Regions from separate parts of the Homo sapiens genome. Here region 2 is linked to region 1. Evidence: read pairs that join two places in POLR2A ChIA-PET (ENCODE). Cell type or tissue: Caco-2. All regions are shown on one strand. Each heading gives the region's core, and the rest is flanking DNA. Links, peaks and the distances in the headings are about the cores only.

The links. ChIA-PET counts read pairs that join two places held together with the same protein. Peaks named below come from ENCODE experiments on the same cell type or tissue, not always from the same donor. Only the 100,000 strongest peaks of a DNase experiment are listed, where the experiment ranks them.
Region 2: POLR2A ChIA-PET joins it to region 1 with 5 read pairs; 2 of 35 experiments call an interaction of 5 or more read pairs at or near these places.

What each region holds. Positions count from the first base shown.
Region 1 is chr1:230,947,094-230,951,490 of GRCh38, reverse strand. The region is part of intron 4 of TTC13 (tetratricopeptide repeat domain 13); the gene reads left to right. Among named protein-coding and RNA genes, the nearest start is that of TTC13, 30 kb to the left of the region's middle. In Caco-2, for the core only: no CTCF peak of the experiment used is centred there; a DNase peak (open chromatin) is centred at 2,413.
Region 2 is chr1:230,786,487-230,790,883 of GRCh38, reverse strand. It overlaps CAPN9 (calpain 9), which reads right to left. Exons shown (of 20, transcript NM_006615.3): 13 at 3,282-3,362; 14 at 695-752. The region is part of intron 1 of CAPN9-AS1 (CAPN9 antisense RNA 1); the gene reads left to right. Among named protein-coding and RNA genes, the nearest start is that of CAPN9-AS1, 6.5 kb to the left of the region's middle. In Caco-2, for the core only: no CTCF peak of the experiment used is centred there; no DNase peak of the experiment used is centred there.

The sequences.
Region 1 (4,397 bases), core at 132-4,131:
AGTATTTTTAAGCCAGTAAATGTCCTTTGACAAATCTACAAAGTGGTAGCTATTCATGTACAGAATTTTTGGTTTTCTTGAGTTCATTAACTCTTGGCAATCTTTTTTTTTTTTTTAGACAGCTCATGAGCTCCAGTATGAAGCAGCAGAGCATGGAATATTATTCTGTTTATAGAAGCAGGCAACAAATGGGGACTCAGGGGCTTGGATTTTATTAGAATCACTGTTTTGATAAGCTCATTTAATATGATTTTCAAATCTACATATAAAGGGTATTTTAACTCCAGAATGACTTTTTGATATAAAGCTCTTATACCTTTCCTGTTGTCTTGGTTTCACCATCAGGTTACAAACCTGGGAAATATTTCCATAATCCTCGGTGTTTCAAAGTGTTTATTGGAATGTTTATTCCCTGTGGTTTGATTTTCCTTTACAGAAGTATCAAGGTTTCTAACTGAGCACAATGACAGGGTTTAATAGATGTTGGTCTGCATTGGAAACTCTTGATTTTTAAAGCTTATAAGTTAGTGTTGCTTCTATGCCAATGCCCTGAAGTCATTTCCATGTGTGTCAGTGCATCAGTAATAGTGTTCTTGAGTTGAAAAGTAGAACTTTTTCCTGATTTCTGTGCTGCTTTGGTCCTCATGCAGGGATGGGTTTAACATAAATGCTTCAACAATTTTATGAGATAATTTGGCCTTTGCTATTTATTATGTGACCTTGAGCTCATCTGATTTTGATCTGATTCCAGTGGAACTGAACTTGTAAAAGAATATTACTTCCTATTTTACATTAGCATACAAAATTGGAAACATTCCTCTGCATAGAATTTTAAATAACATCCTTTATGTAAATATGTGTGTTCGTCACTTAGGTGAAATCTAATCCTCATTACATTGCTTATCTACTGACTGTTTCGACTTGTTTGTTTTTAGATCCAGTGACTTCCCAGTTTTAATAAAAAAGCCAGCCTTGTAGTGGTAAATACAGTAAATACTGTAAAATTTAAAGTCACTATATAAGTAATGAAATGAGGATAATATATTAGACTCTTTTTTTTTTGCGAATTGAGACATCTAAGTAGACACAACACCATTTAGGCAACTGTTATACCATGATTTTGCAGTTGCATAAAGTAAAATTGGAAGATTGAAGTATTCATTTTCATTTCAGTCTTTTTAAGAGTATAGAAACTTTTTAAAGAAACTTTTTAAAAAGTTTCTGAAAACTTTATAAAGTATAAATATTATAAAAATATTTTGAAAAATTGCTCTTCAGAGCCTAATTTGTTTTTAGGAATAAACGTTGGTTTTTATTTGGAAAAACCCAATAATTTACTATGGCATTCCATAAAGAAAAGTTTTTGGCTTTTAGCTAATGATAGATAAAATAATAAATAAAGTTGTATCAACTTTTAAAAGTAATAAAATCTGTTATTTAAATTTAGGAAGGCTTAATACTAGACTGTAGATATAACAGCCACAATAATTATATGTCCTTCTTGACTGTTAGGAAAAAATTCTAAAAAGAAAGAATAAATTGGGCCGGGCGTGGTGGCTCAGGCCTGTAATCCCAGCACTTTGGGAGGCCAAGGCGGGCGGATCACGAGGTCAGGAGATTGAGACTATCCTGGCTAACATGGTGAAACCCCGTCTCTACTAAAAATACAAAAACAAAATTAGCTGGGCATGGTGGCTGGCGCCTGTAGTCCCAGCTACTCAGGAGGCTGAGGCGGGAGAATGGCGTGAACCCTGGAGGTGGAACTTGCAGTGAGCCAAGATCGCGCCACTGCAGTCCAGCCTGGGCGACAGCGAGACTTCGTCTCAAAAATAAAAAATAAAAAAAAAAGGAAAGAATAAATTGAATAGAGAAAACCTAAATACTTTACAGATAAGCACAGTAATCAATTCAGTGCTGTAGTAATGATGAGACCATGGGGTGACTTGAGGGGAGGCCCGTGCGAGGGCCTCTGTGTGGGGCACACATCCAATCCTGCAGTCAAGATGATGATGGCTACCTTTAGGAAGTTGTCAGTGTTCGGATATTTCAGCTGTTGCAAATTTTTGAATGGCTGTTTTTTTTTTTTAATTTAAAATTTTTATTACTATAAAAATGTTCCAGCTGCAAGAGCTGGAGGGCCACCATACGTCATTCACTGTGGCACATCTGTCATAGAGCTTTGCCTTCCTGTTACCCTGGATCGGGCTCTTGTTTTCCATTGACCTGCACCCCACTATTATTAGCCATGTTGTCCTGCTTGCTTCCCTTTGGGAAGAATAGGCTTAGCAGAGCTGACTTTGATCTGATAGGCAAATCTTTGTCTTCTGTGTTGGTTTTTGCTTGCTATTCCTAGTATGTGGCAAGAATAGCATGACTTTGCATGGTATTCCTAGCACATGGAACCTGAGATAGCTAACAGTAGGCCCTGAGTAAATAATTGTGGAATGAATGGCTGACATCCATACAGTGAACAGTGGGAATAAAGGAGAAGGAGCATATTTATTTTCCAGGGGCGTCTGGAAGGAATCCAAAGGTGGTGTTTGAACTGAGACTTAAGGGATCAAAGGAATTTCTTGGGGACCGAGGCAATGGGTGAGTGTTTCAGACAGAGGGGATAGCATTTGCAAATGCACTGCATTTGGGAAAGCATCTTGTATGTAGGGAATTATTAAATGATTCTGATTTCTAGGGTATGAAGTGAAGCTGGGTGTGGTGGCTCACGCCTGTAACCCCAGCACTTTGGGAGGTTGAAGCAGGAGGATTGCTTGAACCCAGGAGCTTGAGACCAGCCTGGGCAATAAAGTGAGACCCCCATCTCAACAAAAAAATTTTAAAATTAGCCTGGTGTGATCGTGCACTCCTATAGCCTCAGGTACTTGAAAGGCTGAGGTGGGAGTTTGAGCCCAGGAGTTTGAGGCTGTAGTGAGCTAGGCTTGCACCACTGTACTCTAGCATGGGTGACAGAGTGAGACCCTGTCTTTATGAAAAGAAAAAAAAAAAAGAGGAAGGAGATGAGGCTGAACAGTAAGCAGGAAAATGATTAATATTTTCTGCAGAGCCATTTAGATGTTACCTTTTTTTTTTTTTTTTGTATTGTGAGTTGCTACCCTTTAGTGGGTCCTGAAATTAATTGGCAAGTCAAGATTAGCACTTTTTTTTTTAAGTGAAATATGCTGGACTAGAAAATATCAGATTCCATTGTGTATAGGAAGTCCTAGGTATAACCTACTGAAACTGTTTTCTGATACATGTGTGTATATATTGTGCACATGTGTATGTGTGTACTGGATTGTAATGTAAAATGTATTTCAGTGATTTGGAGTTTAAAAAGTTTGAATGTCACTGTATTAGGTGTTGGGGAGTCACTGAATAATTTCAGTTAGGGAAATGATATGATGAGACTTTAGTGTTAGAAAGATAACTCTTGGTGTATATCTGGAGAATAGATAGGAAGAAATGGGAACAGGTAAGGTGATCACAGTATCCTAGGTGAGAGAGGAAGGCTTAGAATAGGGCAGTGGCTGATGGAGTGGGTGGGAGGATGCTGATCTGTTCAGGAGGTGAGATGGCCAGGATTTGGTGAGGGGTGTGTGACCTGGAGAGCAGGAGGATGCCAGAGCACCAGCCCCGGCCACGGGTGTGCGGGGATGCCAGTTGTATTTGTAGAATAACTGCTTATTTACATCTTTTTCTGATTCACCTCTTGGTCATCTGGAGTAAACTTTTTTCTGTTAGGAGAAAAGCAGCTTGGATAATATATTTTGAACCATAACAAATCTGAGCATAGGTTTGGTTCTTCCTGGAGATGTATGTTATCCTAAAGCAAGCTTGTCCAACCCATGGGCCACATGCAGCCCAGGATGGCTTTGAATGTGGCTCAACACAGCTTTGTAAAGTTTCTTAAAACATTATGATATTTTTTTTTTTTTAGCTCATTAGTTATCATTAGTGTTACGGTATTTTATGTGTGGCCTAAGACAATTCTTTTCCCAATGTGGCCCAGGGAAGCCAAAAGATTGGACACCCCTGCTCTAGAGGATGAGCTCACTGGGCTTACCGCCTCCCACCCCAGCCTGGCCAGGGTTCGGTTCGACTGTTGACTGTTCTGTCTTCTGGCTTTTTTGCTACAGAAAAGCATGACGCCAGTCTTACTTTTAATTCCTCATTAGGTTCCCTTTTTTCCTGCTCCCCTTTTCCCCCTGACACCTGTATCCTTTCTCCATCCAAACCACTTACTCTGCCTTCCTTTAAGCCAGGAAGAATACTTAAATGTTTAAAGTGCTTATCTCTGGGGGGGCAGGCTTATAGGGCTCCTTTACTTTCTGCTTGGTGCTTTTCTTCATTTTCTAAAATTTTTACAGGGAAACATGTATTACTTAAAACATACTTTTTTCTGA
Region 2 (4,397 bases), core at 184-4,183, 160 kb after region 1:
CACCTCCCAGGTTTAAGCAATTCTCCTGCCACAGCTTCCCGAGCAGCTGGGATTACAGGTGCCCACAACCACACCTGGCTGATTGTGTGTGTGTGTGTTTATTTTTAGTAGAGATGGGGTTTCACCATGTTGACCAGGCTGGTCTTGAACTCCTGACCTAGGTGATCCGCCTGTCTCGGCCTCCCAAAGTGCTGGGATTACAGGCGTGAGCCACCGCACCCGGCCTATGATTCCTTTTATATAAAATATTCAGAATATGTAAATAGAATCTATAGAGAAAGTAGATGAGTGGTTGCCTGGGGCTGGGGGAAATGGGTACAGGGTTAACACTGTTAATGGGTAAAGGGTTTCTTGTTGGAGTGATGAAACATTCTAACATTATATGTCTACGCATATGACACACATGTACATACATGCAGATACACATATGTTAAGAGTGGTTATTTATGGTGGTGAGATCATTTGTGACTATCTTTGTCATTAGGCTTTTCTGCATTTTTAAGAATTTTCTACTATAAACCTGCATCGTTTTTGGAATCAGGAAAACAAACAATGAAAGCTATTTTTAAAGTCTACCTACAAATCAGCCCTGGGAAGCAGATCTGCGGCTCGGAGGAGCAGGGAGGGGACCCAGGCAGTGTGGTCGCTTGTCCCTCCATAGGTGCCCCAGGACCCCGATGGGGTTGGCACTTACTCTTTTGCAGCACAGCATTTAAAACATACTCAAGTTCCTCTGCTGTCACCTCCATGTCCTGTTGAAGTGGAGACAATTGTTTGTTATAGCCCTTGGCACCTTCTTTTATAGTTTATTTTTGTTTTAAATCAGTTCTGAGCTTCATTTGGCTCCAGTGACAGACCAGCCTTCAGGACCCTGCTGTGGGCAGATGTACCTATCTCCTGTGTAGCTGCAGCTATGTGTCTCATATGTCACATGTTTTAGGGACATGCCAGCCCAACTAGGAGAGAGCCTAACTTGAGAGACATCCCAACCCAGGAAAGCGCATGAAAAGCTGGGCAGGGCAAGGCAGTGGTTTCCCAGCTTCCCTGAGGGTCAGAACCAACTCCTGGAATTGTCCTAAGCTCCTCAGATGATTCCTATGTTGGAGGCAGTTTGGGAAAACCAGACTGAGTCTTCCTCTGTACAGTAGAACCACCTGCAGAGCTTTAAAATAGTCCCGCATCTGGGGCTTACCCCAGGGAATCTTGAAATCAGAGGACCTGAGAATATGGTCCTATTTTTAAGACCTAGGAGTTGATTTAGAATTAAGAATAAGGGTGAATTTCAGAATCATGGATCTAAGGCACTCCAGGAAATCTCAGCAGCCCCCACCCCAGAAGCTGGTTAGAAATGGAGAGTCTCAGACCTTGCCCTGAGACTCAGGCTTTTTTTTTTTTTTTTTTTTTTTTTTTGATACAGGGTCTTGCTCTGTCATCCAGATTGGAGTATTAGTGGTGTGACCACAGCTGACTGCAGCCTCAATTTCCCATGCTCAAGCAATCCTCCTACCTCAGCCTCCCAAGTAGCTGGGACTATAGGCATGCACCACCATGCTGGGCTGATTATTTTTGCAGAGATGGGCTCTCCCTATGTTGCCCAGGATGCTCTTGACCTATTGATGAGGAATCTGTGTTTTTTTTCCCAGGATGCCCAGGTGACTTTATGCACATGTGTGTTTGAGTAGCACTGACATAGACCTCATTTTAGTCAGGGTTTTGCGCTAGCCGTGTGTTATGCTGTGGAGTGCTTCTAACACATGTCCGTCCTGAAGCCTCTGGGCCTGGGGAATGGGGGTTTGGGATGTTTGGTGTTGGTAAGAAAGCACTGCCCCAGCCAGGCCCCCACTGAAAGAGGAGGAAAGAGAAATGGAGCCATGTGCCCAAGTCATCCAACTACTTGGAAGAAAAGCAGGACATGAGTCAAGGAGGGCTGAACTCTAGAGGTACTTTTTGGTTGTTAATAAAGGTCGACTGAAACTCCTGCAACATTCACCGCTTCCCTTCCAAACTCTGGATCTCCATCTGACAACTTCTGCGCACCCGCATGAACCTCTTTAACTCCTCTGAGCCTGTCTTGCTGGGTCTGACCCAGCATGCTCCAGATAGCACCTGGAGCAGGGAGGTCACCACTGCCTTCCCCCCTCACCATGCTCTGTCCCGCCCAGGGCTGCGCTCAGCCACCTTCCTGCTGTGCTTTAAGCAGTCACATGAGCCCCCATTTTCTCCATCCGATCCTGTGGTCCCCTAATCTCCCTGCCTTGCCTGTTTATTGCAGTGCCTAATATACTACCATCAGACAGCCCCTAGGTTTAGATATCACCCCTCCAGGTGACCCCTTTCATAATTCAGGAACCCCAGTTTGGGGAAACACATGAAGCTAATAGAGTCATTAGCACCTTGACATGAATTAGTTCATCAGCTCATTGTATTTATGGCTCCAAGAGAGCACCTCTGGGGCAGTTTCTAGAAAGACTTCCCTCCCCTGACCCCAGCAGGTGGAGGAAGAGCCTGGATCTGTGTGAGGCTCCATCCAGTGTCCCTAAAAAGGAAGCTGAGCAGTGGAAAGAGCTAGGATAGGGTGGGGGACAGGAAGTTGCAATTGAATAGGGACCTCCTTGAACATGATCCCCTTTACTACAGCAAACAGAGTATTCTAATGGCAGTGATTTTCAGGCAGAGTTCAAAGGAGTCACCTCTTCAAGGCTTGCTCTAGCCTCCCAAAGAAAGCACCTGGGGCCAGGCGTGGTAGCTCATGACTGTAATCCCAGCACTTTGGGAGGCTGAGGCCAGAGGATTGCTTGAGCCTAGGAGTTTGAGACCAGCCTGGGCAACATAGCAAGACTCTTTATTATTTATTTTTTTAATTAGCTAAGCATGATGGCATGTGCCTATAGTCCCGGCTACTCAGGAAGCTGAGGTGATAGGATCTCTTGAGCCCATGAGTTTGAGGCTGCAGTGAGCTAGGCTTATACCACTGCACTCCAGCCAGGGTAAAAGAGTGAGACTCTGTCTAAAGCAAAACAGAACTAAAAAACAAAGCGTCTGGGCCTATTCCAAGCTTCTTTGGGCTCACTGGCCCCATCCACAGCCGCAGACTGTGTAAGTAAATGTTGTAAACAGGGTGGTCTTTGGGCCTTGAATGATCAGTGCTGGTCTTACTTTGCAACAAGCTCCATCATGCCTCAGGATGACGTTGCTGACCAACCCCACGACTGCAACCCTTTGCTAGGAAGCAGGTCCAGGCCCTCAGCCTGGTGGGGAGATGGAAGTGGGGCATGTCCTACCTCACCAGCGACTTGTTCAAACAGAGCCCGAAACCGCTGCTCCTCCTCTGTCTCCTGGTCAGGTGGAGTTGGCTTTGGAGGCTAAAAAACAGCCAAAGAAACTTGCACAAAATGATCCACAAAAAAGAAACATGACAAAAATAGCAGGAAAGAAGCCAGGAGCCTGTGTGCCCAGCCCCATGTCACCCTCCTGAGGCAGTGTGCACAAGCTGCGTCCTGTAGCGTGAGGAACATTTTCTCATGAAGGCTCTTTTAGAAGGTGAGACTAGAAGGACTTTATTAGCTGGACCTGTGGAGCCCTTCTGCCTTACAGACGAGGAGGCCAAAGGACCTTGACCCGTGCCTAAGTTAGGTCCTGGCCATTGGATTTTCATGCTTCCTGCCCTTCCTCTGGCTTACTTCTTACCACCCTGGACTGGAATGACTTACTTCATCATCTGTTTTGATAGCTGGTAAAATCGTTGAAGGCAAGAGTCTGTTTCTACCACTAAGCTCTGGGCTTGGTATATAGAAAGAGCTCAGTAAATGTTTTGGGTGATTTTTGGTTTCTTTGGTTTTTTAGCACCATTAATAAGCTGTGCCCCAGCATGGAACAGCAAATTCCCTCCTAAAAGCAGATCTCTGCTGTCCCTGGACGTGTCAGACTATTTCCAGCTATAGTATCTCAGGGCCTCTTGCGAGTCCTCCAGCCCTTGGACGAGGGTAAAGCCACCCCCATGTCACCCCTTCCACACCACATAACATAGGGGAGATGTAATGTGTTCCCCTGAGTCCACAGTAAAAAACATCTCCCTGCCTCTCTGGTTTTCTTTTCATTGATTAGATTTCTTAAAATACAATTAAAAGTCTACCCACTTCAGAAGCGGCAGCCTTCTCTCAGGTGGAGTTGGTAGTGTGAAAGTTATTGAGTCAAAATGAAGTCACTAATGTTAAGAAAACCCTGACAAATAGAGCTCGGGAAGGCCAGAAGGTTCTCATGCTTATTTGCCTGATAACAAAAATATCACAAAAGGCTGCAAAACCCACAACCTTTCACAGAGGCCCTCGCAACCATACACAAAAATACTTCTACCTCTGCCTAGCAACTGCCTGTCCAACATCAGACTGGCTTCACTT